2 separate regions of the Mus musculus genome follow, and region 1 is linked to region 2. Evidence: chromatin contacts called from ENCODE Hi-C or POLR2A ChIA-PET data. All regions are on one chromosome and are shown on one strand. The core of a region is the stretch at or near the end of the contact, and the rest is flanking DNA. Distances in the headings are between cores, read along the strand shown.

Region 1 (7,182 bases), core at 2,672-5,171, 43 kb after region 2:
AACAGAAAGGCCAGGCTGGGAGCTATTTCAGTTACCCAGGTGTCAGCAGCTTTGACCACATCAGCAGAAGAGCTCAGGTAAAGCGGGAGACGCTGGGCCCCATATGAAGGAAACACCACAAAGGCTTGCTAATACACTGCATGGAGAGATGGGTGGGCCAAGTCTGCGAAGGAGACTATGATTCTGTAAAACACTGGGGACCCTGTATCAACTCAGAACAGAGAGGAAGCAACTGACATTCCTGGGGGCTCTTTACTTGGGCATTCTGACTGGGATGTGGGAAACCAAGGCGACGACAGTTTCTCCGAACTCAACCTTATAATTTAGTCCATGTAACACGTGGGTGTCTGGAGGCATCCTGGAAGAGCTGCGTGTCTGGCTCATCCATACTCCTGTCCCATTCTACACACTTTAGGGTGGAAAGAAGGAAGAAGGAATGGAGGGAGCGTCCCTTGGATGCATGCTGTGCCCATACACAAAGTCAGCAGGATGGAAATCTCTAGAAGTCCCCATTTCTACAAGGTTTACTTCCATGTTGGCTCTGGGCAGGTCCCCTCCTCCTATGGGTGTAACCAAACAGCTTACTTCAGAGAACACTGACTGCCTTTTAAAGTTAAACACATCCTAGCCTGTGGTCTGGGAGCCACATACAGAATGGGGAGCTCCCAGAAAAGACCATGAAAGACAATCCTTGAAATCCGGACATAGGAGCTCTGTGAAGCTCTGAGTGTCCCCAGTGGCTCTGCAAATGGCGTTAGCTACCCTTTCTTCACAGAGCCTTGCTATGAAACCAGCATCACATGGTGACTCTGCTGCAGTCTCCACAGTGTGGTGAACCACGTCTCATCATCCCAGTTGATAGATGAGGTCACTGAAATTCAGGGACATCATGTTCTACAGACGGTTCTAGAACTGAATGTGACCCCAAGTCAGCTTATCCCAGAGTCACGGTCTTGACCATTGTTATATCCATTGGTTGGTTTCTCCCCACTGTGTGTGTGTGTGTGTGTGTGTGTGTGCTGTATGCACATGTGTGTATACTAGTGCGCATGTCCACGTGCTCTCATGTGAAGACCAGAGATTTCAGATACCCTGCCTTACCATTCTCCACCTTATCTCCCAAGACAAGCATCTCTCAATGAACCTGGAGCTGGGCAGACAGTCACCAAGCCCCAGCAATCATTGCGGTTCTTTATCACCTCCTCCCTACCCTGCCCCTGCCTGCACTGGGGTTACACTCTTCTGCAGCCATGCCTGCCCTCTTATGTTGGTCCTGGGAATTTGAACTTAAGTCCTCATGCTTGTGCAATGAATGCTCTTATCCACCAAGTGATCGTCCCGGTCTTGGAACGGCCTTTAACATGGGTTCTGGAGATCAAATGCAGGTCCATGTGCTTGTAAGGCAAGCACTTTATCAACCCAGGCATCGCTCTGACCTGTCACCCACTCTTCTCCAGTGCTTGACAGGAGAAAAGCCAAGATGCCTCCCATTCCCACCCCAGCTCTCACATGTAACTCCTAGAAAAAAAAAAAACTAAACAACACTGATTATTTTCACTAACAAATAAACGACTGTTTTCTTTAAGGAACAGATTCATGCCATAATAAAAAGGAGCTTTAGAGATGTGCTTTACAGAGAAGGTGGCCCTGAAGTCCAGAGGGGGAGTTATGTCCACTACTCAAGGTCATGGAATTTGATGGCAAAGCCACGGCTCAAAGAGCAAACAGGGCTCCTGCCTCCAGGCCAGAGCTTGGCTGGGTTCCAGCCTGCTGCTGTCTCCTTAACACAGACGATGGAGGAGAAGGTCTCCATTCGCACATCAGTAATCTTAATCACACCTTGAACTGAGATGGTTTTTAAGCAAGGTAGTCCTGGTCATCTTAGGACTCTCATCTCCTGTCTCCCTGTACTTCAGGCTGAGGAACCCTGTGCTTTGTTGAGCTAAGAGGTTTCTGCTACAGTATCTGCTATTCAGCCCAAGGAGGGGGCGTTCTCTTCTGTCTAGAGCAGATGCTTTCGCTAGGGCACACTCTGGCCCAAATTTAATCTCCTCTGTGTTTTCCCCACAATAGCAGTGACTCTCCTGCTTCTTTTGCTACCTTATTTTGTGGCCTTTTGCAATGGGCAGCCATTCTCTATACACAGCACACACCCTTCTAGTCAAGACAGGTGTCCTGGGCTTACCCCACTTCCTGCTCAGAAATAGCCTTCCTGTTCTCCTACTATGCAAATTCATTCTCCAAATTATTCCTCATTCTCTACTCTGTGTACAGCTCACGGTTTGCTTTCCAAGTTCTCTTTTCATTTATTGTCTCGGTTCTTAGGCGTTGGTTTTTAAAACATTAAAACATGCTTTCCCCCACCCCCACCCCCACCCCCTGCCAGGACCCAGAGCCCGTGATCACAGGCACATATGTGCCTATTCAGATTTTAAAGGTGATTTACGAAAAGAATGAGGAGCAACAAGATTGTCCTTGAGGAAGGTGCCTCTAGCAGTGGACAGACATCTCTCTGGCACACAGTGGGCCTTCAGCAAAGTTTTGCCCTTGTAAAGTTGCACATTCAGTGTCTCCTCGAAAATACTTTTCTCAAGAGGGGTATTGTCGGGCATGTGACCACCAAAGTATGGAAGTGGTGGTATTTGAACATGGGAAGATTCCAGTTTTGTTTCTAATTTTTTCCCCCTTCTAAGCAGATTGGGAGGAAGTTACAGACAGAAGAAATAGCATCCCTACTTCTGCCGCGCAGAAGTACACACTAGGACTGCGGGAGCCAGGTGCAGGGGAAAAGGTCCAGATTGGTATTACCAATGATCTGCACTGATGGTGGGCTCTGGTTTCCCTCCCAGTCATGAGTGAAGACTCACCCATGGGCTTCAGAAGCATCAGCCCAAGGTTCAAAACACGGCTGTGTGGGACCTTGAGGCATTCTGTTGGGGTCGAGGCTCAGCCTTGTGTGTTTCCTATAAAATGGGCAAATGTAATCTCAACCGTTCAAAGCTTTTGCGAGGATTTTAGAGCCCATACCAGCTGATAAGCACAGGTCTGGCACTGCTATATTTCTTTTTACAAATGTGGAAGTGACAACCTCAACCTGTGTCCCTCTAAGTGAGGGTGCTGATGGCTTCTCTACACTCAACCCAGAGCCTGTCAGGAACTGGAGCTGTGGAGAGACTGTATGATACCCCAAAAGAAAAGAGAACCAAGGGGCCTGGGGGTGTTGCATACAGTCTACTGCCCAGGCAAAGAGGGTCTGTAACTCAGTAACTCAATAACTCAGTAACTCAGCTCCCTAGGACAAGTTCTAGTCCATACCCAAGGTGCTTGGGTGCAGAGTCCTTCGAGCCCAAAAATTCTCGGGAAGAGACAGGCCTGGCCCGGCTGCAGGGCGGCCTTAGAGGAGGGGTGTTCCCGGCTTAGTGGTGGGCAAGTAGGGCGTCTGACCCCCCCCCCCCCCGTCCTGTCCCCACCTTCCAGAACCGTGCTTTCCGCTCCCCCTAGCACTCCCCCTCGGCCCGGGTGGGGATCGTGCTCAGCACAGTGCTCAGGAGGCACCCCCACCCCGCTGACTCCTCTCGAGGGTAGCCGGGGCACTGGGAGTCTCAGCCATCCGGGCAGCCGCGCCCAGCCTCGCCCCGCCGGGCTCCGCCCGCCCTCCGCGGGGTCGCAGCGAAGGGAGGAGGGGCGGCGGCCCGCTTGCGTGGCAGGCGCTCGGGCTGGGCTCGGCCTCCCTTCCCGGGAGGCGGGGTCGGCGCCGCGGCGGCGGCGGAGCCAGGCCCCCTCCTCCTTCCGCGGCCGGCCTCCTTCCTCGTCGCCCCACGTTCCCGGCCGCTCCGACGCCGCTGCGCCCGCGTGCCGCCCGCGCAGTCCCCGTGGGAGCCGGAGCCAGCGTCCCGGGCCGCGCGCCCCGCTCGCCCATCCCGCCGAGCCGCCGCCGCCGCCATGCCCTCGGCCAAACAAAGGGGCTCCAAGGGCGGCCACGGCGCCGCGAGCCCCTCGGACAAGGGCGCCCACCCGTCGGGCGGCGCGGATGACGTGGCGAAGAAGCCGCCGGCGGCGCCGCAGCAGCCGCAGCCTCCCGCGCCGCACCCGCCGCAGCACCCGCAGAACCAGGCGCACCGGGGCGGCCACCGCGGCCGGTCCTCAGCCGCCACCGCCAACGCGTCCTCCGCGTCCTGCTCGCGCAGGCTTGGCCGGGTGCTCAACTTTCTCTTCTACCTCTCCCTGGTGGCGGCGGCCGCCTTCTCGGGCTGGTATGTCCATCACGTCCTGGAGGAGGTCCAGCAGGTCCGGCGTGGCCACCAGGACTTCTCCCGTCAGAGGGATGAGCTGGGCCAGGGCTTGCAGGGCGTCGAGCAGAAGGTGGGTACTCCAGCTTTTGCGGGGTCGGGACTCTACTCCTGCCCTCCCTGAAGGGGCCCTGGTCCTTTCCTGCCCAGGCCCTGTGGCAAGAGCTGGGACCCCAGCGCCCTAGTCGCCAGGGCGGTCCCAGACCCGCTTTGTTAATGGTCTCAGAGAGGGATGGAGCGGACTCTGAGGATGGCCAGACCATTGGGGGAGGATGGGCCAAGGGCCTGTCACAGGACATTAGCGGTGACCTGTAAGGAAGCCGGCAGGCTCTACGTAGCCCATTCTTTTTGCATTAGGAACCGTTGAATGGACAGAGTTGCCCGAACAGGAGCCTGGAAGGGAAATCATCGCATCCCCGGAAGCCTCTAGTCAAGACTTCACCTTGGCTATGCCAGTAGGAGTCACCCGAGCCAGTTTTTAATAGACCTAGAGTTTTGGGGGTGGGGGTGGGGGAAGCTAGTGAGCTTAGTCATTTGCTAAGTTCAGATGAAACGTCTATCTTTAGGTCCCTTGTCCTTAGCTGGACCAAGGAGCCCATGTGGGCCTTTGAAGTCGCCTACTCCAGCTTTAGGGGAAACACAGGCCAGAAGTATTAGATCACACTTATGTGGTGTGTAGACAGCGTATTCATGTATTTTATTTCCTCACTCAAAGAGTTAACTAGAGGGAGGAAGAGAGGGCTGACAAATTTGACTCCATTTTCCAGACCCGAATATTGAGGTTTAAGAGACACAAAGTGAGTTGACACAGACCACAGCTGGCTTGAGTCGCAGATTGTGGAAGAAAGTGTGGGCCATTCGTGAGGAAGGATTCCCCAGCGAGCTGTTTCAGGAATGACCAGACAACTCTCATGGCAAACTGCTCAGTTTCTACCCTTCCAGCCCAAGTGTAGCCCCCTTCCCTCTAGTGCCTTCTCCATCCTCTCCACCCACATCCTTGCTCAATGAAACGCACTTGCTGGACGGAAACAAAAAATCCCGCCATTTCTGAGCCCGGAACCACGGCCTCCTTTCCCAGCATGCCGCTTGCCCTGCCAAGTCCCTACTTTTTTGTTGAGTGTGCACCACTAGGAATTTCCTCTCAAGACTGGAAGAGCAACTGGAGTGAGTCAGCCTGTGAAGTGGTGTAGGCCAAGGGAGGTGACTTAGCTGGGGAAATGAAGTGGGCGATTCTGCTCTGCCTGCTGAATGTCAGACCATCCTAAGAACACAGACACCCCGCGGGAGTCTGATCGCTAGCCCGTTTCCTCTCTTCCTAATCAGTCATAATATTTATTGAAGCCTGATAGTTGTATGGCTGTGCGTGAGCCCTGTGGAGGATATGGAGGAGGAAAAGGCGCAGATCAAGCTTGTGAAGTGGCATCCTAAGTAGGTTTCAGGGGTGGGGAACTTATGCACACTTTGAGAAGAAAGGGCTTGTGGGTTTGTATGTGGGACAGGGCTGGTCATTAGAAGTATCAGGAGATGGCATGACCCCATACAGGTAAGGGGACAATCTCGACTATACCTGAAGGACAGAAGGTAGCTAGCCTTCCAGTGACAGAATACAGGGGAAGTTGGAAGCTTGAGCCCAAAGTGGTTAGATCCAGGTTGAAGAACATGGGTGTTAGTTCCTATGTTGCCTTTTGGTCTCTTTGTTGGTTTTACCCCTTCCCATTCACAGCTGTATGCAAATCGCTTTCCTCTTTGAGCCTGTTTCTCATTCTCCAGGCAAGAGGAAGGCGCCATCAAGGTTTGTAAGAACTGGGATTGGGGATAGCCCAGCTGGTAAAGTGCTTACTGTGAAAGCATAAGAACATGGGTTCAGATTTCTCGGGCCTGTGTAAAAGTCCACACTTGGAATCCCATTGTTGGGGAGGCACAGACAGGAGGTATCTCTGGAGTTTGCCAGCCGGCCTGTCCAGCCAAATCGGGGTACTCCAGCTCCAGTAAGAGACCTTGTGTCAAAGAAACAAACAAACACACAAACAAGTGAACAGGGAGAGCAGTCAGTGTCTGGCCTCTGTATGCCTGCGACAGCCCCGTTGACTGTCAGCCATTAGTAGTAGCACCGGCCTGTCCACTGTTACCCCAGAAGGCTCCACAAAGGCAGGGATGGAGTTGCAGCCATTATTCCGTCGCTGGCATTCACGCACCACACAGCAGACATCCCCCACATGTCAAAAGGACAGACATCCATCCAGTACATTTTAACTGTTATGAGCACTTTGTGCATAAAGAAGCACACACACACACACCCCATGACCTCAGAAGGGGAGACACTGGGTTCCTTGGGGGACTGGTAATAGTTTCTGATCTGATTAACTTCCTAGCCATTTGTGAAGTGCCAACCTGGGATTAAATAGGAGCTCGGCCTGCCCAGGCTTTATCAGGCAGTGCTCTGAATTCCTCCATTCTTTGGTCCATTGAGAAAACACTGAAGGTAGCCTGCCATGTTGCAGGCTCTGGGCTCACCCCCATGCTTCTATTTTCAGTGCTGTGCTTAGAACAGGAAGGCATTGTGATTTACTAACCCAGTTTTAGAGGTCACCTCTCTCTAGTGCCTTCTCGGCGTATTCTTTTATGACTCAGGTTGTATTTGGCTGGGGAGGGGAGTCGTCGGATCCAACCTGGGACTTGGGAAGTGAACGTGATTTTGAGTTCCTGGAGCAGTCGGTGGGCATGCGCTGCAGCCAGGGTATCCTGTGTGCATCCCTGTTCTGTTTCTCCTTTGGCATTGAGTGGAAGATGTTGCTAGGAGTCCGTGAGCCTCTGAGGAACTCAGGACAGAGCTTAGCCTGGTGAAGACAGTAGCTACTGCGTGGAGCGGCCAGCGAGGGTTAGGCACAGTTAG
Region 2 (6,708 bases), core at 511-3,010:
AAGGACTAACTGCTTACAGCTAGCAAGTCAAAAACATTTGGCAGTAGATTGTTCAGGTTATCCAACAAGGGCCCTGGGGAATGAAATCCACCAAGTTAAGGCTAGGATTGGGGGGGGGGGGATTAAAGAGGTGGCAAGAAGCGTTTAGTGGGTACTCTCCTTCCAAGACTTTACCAAAGTCAGGCATAAGGCACTTATAGGATAGGGGGTTAAAGGCAAGACTGAGCTCTGACGGAAAAAATTTGCAGATGCCAGACAATTTCCATCCTCGATCAAACCGTGCTTTAGCACCAGGCTAGAGTAAGGCAAAAAACACAGCACGGAGAGAACAGTACTGGTCCTCATCGAGTCTTTGCCCGCCTCGGAGAGCTAGACAAAAGCCAACAAGCCAGCCACTGTCTAAAAGGCAGATGCCCGTGCTCCACGTGTCATTACAGCATTGGGAAGGATTTCTAAGCACTTTTTATCCTGGAAAGCGTTGCCCCCGCCCCCCCCCCATCCCTGATGCCTAGTTTAACACCTGTGCTGCACACCCGGGGGGTAAGGCGCCCTTCAGCCCTGGGTCACTTCAAGTGGAGCAATGTATGAAATCCATGGGGGTAGGAAAAAGGCAGAGTAGACGGGGCGGGGTGGAGGTGGAGGTGGGATGGGGACTCCTAGCCCAGGAACCAGTGTAAGAACTGGTTGAAATTATCAGTTGGGAGGTAGGTTAACTAAGAGCTGAGAGCTGAACACCACCTTGTGCTGAGCAGCCCACTAAGGACAAAGACAAGTTGCCTGGTTTCTTTACCGTTAAGGTACCAAGACAACGATGAAAGAGGGAGGTTCCATTCTCACTGGAACCACTCAAGTGTTTCTACTCTGCTTGTAACGGTAGTTTAACAAACCCTTCTTTGTTGACTGGATTCTTGTGTTTAAACACATGATTTGGGCTTCTTGTGGTTGGGGGAGGACAGAACCTACAGTCCTGTAAAGTGCTCTACCACAGAACTACAGTCCCAGTCTAATAAACGCATTTTAGAAGTAAACATTGCGAAATCGCTCATTTAATGGAAGTTTTTCCTCTTGTACTAACGTAAACACATAACTGTGTCATCCACGTGCCACCGAATCTCGTTGCTATGTTTTGTGGCGCCACCCAAAGCAAGGCAAAGCAAGGGTCTGAGAAGGCAAGGGTCTGACCCAGATGTGACCTGAGCTGGCCTCCTGGACAGTCAAGTCCAACGGAAGTCCCAGGAGTCCTGCCCGCTCGCCCACGTTCTCTGCTCGCCCCTCCCTCTAGCAGCACCACGTTTCCTGTCAAAACAAACGTTTGGGGGAGGGGACTGCCGGGACAGAACCCAGCTCTCGAGAAACCCAGCAACAAGACCCAAACATAGGGCCGAGGCCCAGCCGGGCCCCACCGCGGCTCAGTCCCACTCCTCCAGGGACGAGGGATTGGGGACCTGACCGCACGGGGAGCCCAGAGCGTCTCGCGCCGTTGAGCACAGTCGCTGGCACGCACCCAAAGGGATGTCATCACGACCAAGCGGCCCCGGCAGAGCCTGGGCCACCACTGCCACCGTGCCCCACTTCAAGCCTTGACTCCGAGGTCAAATGTCCCGAACTCGGAGGGCACAAGGAGCCCTCCCGCTGCCATAAGGAGACGCGGTCCCCTCAGATCCCACGGCCCCTCCCCTGGGATGGGTACGCACCCCCGGATCCCGCGTAGAGACTCGAGGAAAGCTAGGTGGCGGGGGTCGCGGGGCTCTGCGTATCCCCCCTCAACCAGCGTCGCAGACAAGGGGAGACTCAGCAGTCTGTCAACTCTGGAGCCCCCCCGCAGCCCCACGCGGTATTTAAAGGGCCCAGAGGTACTCCCTGGGCGCGACCATTCGGGAAGGAACTGGAGGGGGACTATAGCACCGCGGCGCCAGAATCCAGGGCAGGGTTCTGGCGAAGATCCCTAAATTCTTGAAGAGTCTGTCTACAAAAACCATAGCTTTCTCACGTTTCTATCGTGAAGGCTGAAGAAGGCTCAGACAGAAAGCCATTTGCACACGAGAAATGTGTGCTCCCTATATTCAGTGGTGGTACGGTCCGGACCGCCAGGGGCGGGGAGAGGAGTGAACACGGAATTGGGGCAGCCTACGGCCGGGAGCGCCTGGGCTGCTGTAGGGCCTAAAGCGTTCGGAGGCGGGGCCTGGCTGTGTAAGGGCGGGGCCTAAGTGCAGCGGGTGACGCCCCCAATCCTGTTTCTTTCAGTTTACCAGGTAGGATGAAATGGACTAACTCCAACCGAACGGACAGACTTCTGGTGTCCGCTCGCGGCAGTAATATAAAAACACTACATGCCCACCTTCACAATGGCCACACACACCGGGCCAAGCGAGTCAACAACATTCCAAACAGGCTGTCCCACGCACATCAGCGTCCAACCGCGTCATCCACACGTGTCAACATGTTCTTGTAAACACGGGTCCTGATTTGCCCCTTGAATTGGACGATTGGTTTCTGGGAGCCACACCTACCTAAGCTCTCCGAAGGCTTCGCCTGTGCACAAAGATAAAGTGTCTTACTTCTTCTAAGGGTTCTTTGGCGGCGCTTATCTTGGGGAGAGTTTTCAACCAGGCTTAATGTAAATAAGTGCTGGGAGGGGCTCTTGTGTGGTCAGGCTTACTAAGCATAACTTCTCGTGAGCTTGCTTCTGGGCATAAAGAAACAGAACCACTATTTTGCCAGGTACAAGTTGGTATTACTTGTGGGTAGCGTCATACAAAAAAAATAAATGAACTTTATATAAGCTGAAATATTCCTGTTTAGGACTAAAATCATATCGGATTGTGGAGGCAAATTGTCTACTATCATTCTAGAAAGAAGAAAACCAAAAGCAGACAATAGTTTAAAGCAAGATAGAAATACAATTGTACAGCATGGACTGGTCTGAGGTTATAACCAAGTCCCTAACATTTGCCTACCCAAGAGATCTTCTTGTTCAGTGGGATAAGAATGGAACTAAAGCACTCTTAGAAGCTCACTGTTAGCTACTGAACCTAGTTGGCAAGTTATTCTGAACAAGAAAACCTACCTAGAGATTTGTATCCATTTGTATCTGTCACTCTAGAAATTACACAACCTAAAGTGGAGCCACGGCTGCTAAGAATCCTTGCTGCTCTATCATGAGGACCACAGGCAATTTCAGATCTCATCATCCACACTGGACGGCTCTCAAACACTGTAGAACACTCTAGTTCTAAAGGATGCAGTGCTGTCTTCTGGACTCCTCCACACACAAGCACACACAGCCATAGCGCATGTACACTCTCCCACAAAGAGGGACATTCACCTCAATGGTAAAAGAAATCTTAAAAAGGCAGTAAAATATACAACCTGCTACAGATCAAGAGATTAAAGAGAAAGTGCTGCTGTCACCCAGGCTCTTTCCCATAAACCCACTGTTATTTATAATATCACTTGCTGGAATAAACAGATGTCAGAAGCCCCCAGTCTCAAGGCTTGCCAAACAACCGCCGCCACCCAACTGCTCTACAAACCTCCACAGCAAAAAGATTAACCAAAAATATTTCTAAATTCCTGGTGGCCATGTAACAATGACACATGAAAACAGTGTGTGCTTTGCAAAGCTTCCTACTAACCTGCTAAGTGTTGTGCTGTGTCATTAACTAGGAGCAGGTGAGCATAAATCAGCACAGTTGTCCAGTCACCCTGGGTGACTAACCCATTTTGACACTTCTTTTGAAAAGTTTAACTATGTAACTCTCGAAAACACAAAGGAGCCATTTCCCTCAGAGCAGATGAGTCCATTTGCAGCTTGTTGAGTGAGATTCTCCAAGTGGAATGGAATAGGGTAGAGAGCCAAGCTAGGAAGACAGAAGATACAGGAAACAAGTCTTCTTCTATTGCTTTCATTTAAATAACTTCTTATTCAAAAGCCCACTGTAGAATTTCTGCTCTCTGCCTGAGTTGTGCTGTTAAATAGAAGGCAGTTCTCTCACCCCCCTCTCAAAAAAAGCTTTGTATCACATCCTTGCCACACAGATCAAAACATAAAGTCCTCACCTCTTAGGTAGTGTTTATGACTTTCTTGGAGGCAAATATCTGAAAAGGAAACCACTTTAGTAAGTAAAATAATTAAAGTTTTATTTGAAGAAATCTTATTATTGCATCTAATCTTGGGCTTGTATTTGTTTATTTGAGACAGGGCCTCACCACGTATCCTGGGCTGGCCACAAACTTCTGATCTTTCTTCCTCAGGCCTCTGGAGTGCTGTGTTTACAAGCAGGTGGCATGGCATCCAGTTTTGTACTTAATATTTGTAAATTACCTGCTTTGAACCATTGGGAAGACTGGTGGTAATAGCTTTGTTTCCCCTCAAAGTACAACTTGTTTTAGAAATTACACATTTTATCTGATATTATTGGCAAAACAAACAAAAGGCCAGCAAAAAGACAAGGTCAAAATTTTTGCATGAATGCACATACTTCCCTTTTTATACCTCTGAAAAGTTGTAGTCCCCACACCCTTTTTGGTGGTGGTGGTGGCCACTTTGTGTGTTTGGGGTTTTTTTTTTTTTTGGTTTGGTTTGGTTTGGTTTTAATGCTGCTAGGAGCTGGAAGCCATAAACACACCCTAAGTCCAAACCTCTGAAATCTGAGTTCTAAATTAGAATGAATCCTCGGAGGAAAAAAAAAAATCAGAAAATCCCCAAACCAGCATTGTAATAGGTAGACCTACAACTCTCTCTCAACCAATTTGCTGATGGAGTTGCATCTTGGGTTTATTAAAGGGAACCCCAGTACAGCTGTGTCACACTCGCAGCTTGTGGGGGTGGGACTGGGGAGCGGTATAAGCCCCAAAGAATGAGGAAACATTGCCAGTGATTCAGCCCTCTGTCTTTCTCTGCTGGGGATAGGAAGCTCTTCTTCCTGGGTTGATCTGACTTCAAAGCTTCTCATTTTTCTCCATTCCTCGAGACTGCTACTATGAATTTTCAAAGGCTCAATTTTTGAAGACTAAATACCACGATTATCATCATTACCACCACCACAAACTGCTTGGTTTAATGTCCCATTGCTGCTGTTTTGACATTTCCTAATACTTTCTGAATGAGGGGTTCCTGCATTCTCATTTTGAGCTGAACCCCATGAATTATGTAGCTGGCCCTGGTCTCCCCACAAAGAATCTGAGTCTAGGTTTTGTTTTGCTTTCTAGTACCGTGGTTTGAGCTTAGGGTCTCACCCAAATGCTACGCATGCGCTCTGCCACTCATCTGTATTCCCAGACTCTTATTTACTTATTTATTTTATTTTGGTACAAGACCTTGCTAGGGTTTCCAGACTGATCTTGAACATGTTCTGTGGTTCAGGAAGACCTTGAACCTGCTCCCTTATGCAAGTCTTATTCTTTTACCCAGTGGTCGGTTGAAAAAAAAAATCTGTATCCATTTCAATATTGGAGGGAAAATAAAACCACAGCAACTATGTGCATCTCAGGTATTATAATAGCTCATTTAAGCAATTTCTAAGAAATTTTGGCTATACAAAAATATATTCTTGGCCTTATATACTCCCTTTTATAGACATATAAGATATGATTCCATTGAAAGATGAAGAAAAGAGAAATGGAATCAGATTTGTTTTTTTCTTATCCATCTTAAGGCACTAGAGAAGGGATTAGGAACAAATCAGTAACTGAGGGGACAAGCCATTGCAGGCAGGGGGAGGGGACAACCTGACTAATACAGACAATAGAGAATAAGGCACTGAGTGCTCAAACCACAACCACACGCCTTCTGTTCACATTTGTTATGAACCTAAAACTGCTCTTAAAAAGTATATTAAAAAATAATTACCCTCACCTTATTGGTATATTTCTCAAAATATTGGTATTTTCCTTTTGTCTTTGAAGATTAGCTATAACTATGTCGTAACTATGAACTGAGTAGCTCAATCAGCTTTCATCAAAGCCATTTTTCTCTGGATTCCGCTGAACCGAATGTGCATAAAGTCATTTTTCATATCAAATGTATCTCCCCTCACATTTAGACACAGCCCGACCCTAACCCAGACAAATACTAAAAACACCAACAGCCTTAGAGCTTTCTCCATCTCCTCTACCGTCTTTCTGCTTACCTGGACAATGCTGCTCTCCTATGGGATTCAAAAGAATGAGAAGCAAAGCCAAGAGTGCTTTGGCCAGCAAACTCTTCAGTGGGCGGGGCCAAGGAAAACCAATAGGAGTGGGGAGAGATGCTTGGTTCTGTTTCCTCACGAGGATATTTCTCTCCTGCACGCCTCTGGCCCACCAGAGAGTTGTTTTCGAAATGCTTTTGTGAGTCAACACGTAGGCCCTCGCTTGCTTTTTAAATCAAATATCCAACAGCGCCCAAGAGCTTCGAAAATAAGATGTAAAACCTGGAAGACGGAAGGGAAACATGGAGAAATGTGACTTTCAAGATAGCATTCAACTCCCAAACACAAGTTACAGAGTGGCAATTGCAAGGTGCTGTCATTGCTGCCAGAGAGGGTTTCCTCCTGGGTACACCCTGCCCAAGTACTTTTGAAACACAGCCAAAAGGACAGGAAGAAACCTGATCAATGAGGCGGTGCCTTGGTCATGGCCGTCGGGGAGCGCTCCAGATTGATCTACCCGCCTAGATAGTTCATGTTGTTTTCAGTGGGCACATGTTCATTCAAAGCACAGTGCATC

Evidence for each region. Hi-C counts contacts between places; a loop is a spot of excess contacts on that map. ChIA-PET counts read pairs that join two places held with the same protein, here RNA polymerase II (POLR2A).
Region 1: a map of heart shows a loop between it and region 2 (6-fold over the local background). The contact joins the promoter of Ckap4 here to the promoter of Tcp11l2 in region 2. A Hi-C loop is called at or near these places in 14 of 37 maps with a recorded cell type or tissue (Patski, adrenal gland, gastrocnemius and 2 more). POLR2A ChIA-PET finds 5 or more read pairs at or near these places in 1 of 5 experiments (Patski).

Annotation. Positions count from the first base shown.
Region 1 is chr10:84,530,627-84,537,808 of GRCm38, reverse strand. Ckap4 (cytoskeleton-associated protein 4) reads left to right here and starts at 3,921. Exons shown (of 2, transcript NM_175451.1): 1 at 3,921-4,362. The coding sequence starts at 3,943.
Region 2 is chr10:84,571,999-84,578,706 of GRCm38, reverse strand. It overlaps Tcp11l2 (t-complex 11 (mouse) like 2), which reads right to left and starts at 1,760. Exons shown (of 10, transcript NM_146008.2): 1 at 1,695-1,760. It overlaps Gm34515 (a long non-coding RNA gene), which reads right to left and starts at 6,196. Exons shown (of 3, transcript XR_380644.2): 1 at 6,132-6,196; 2 at 4,060-4,098; 3 at 3,639-3,860.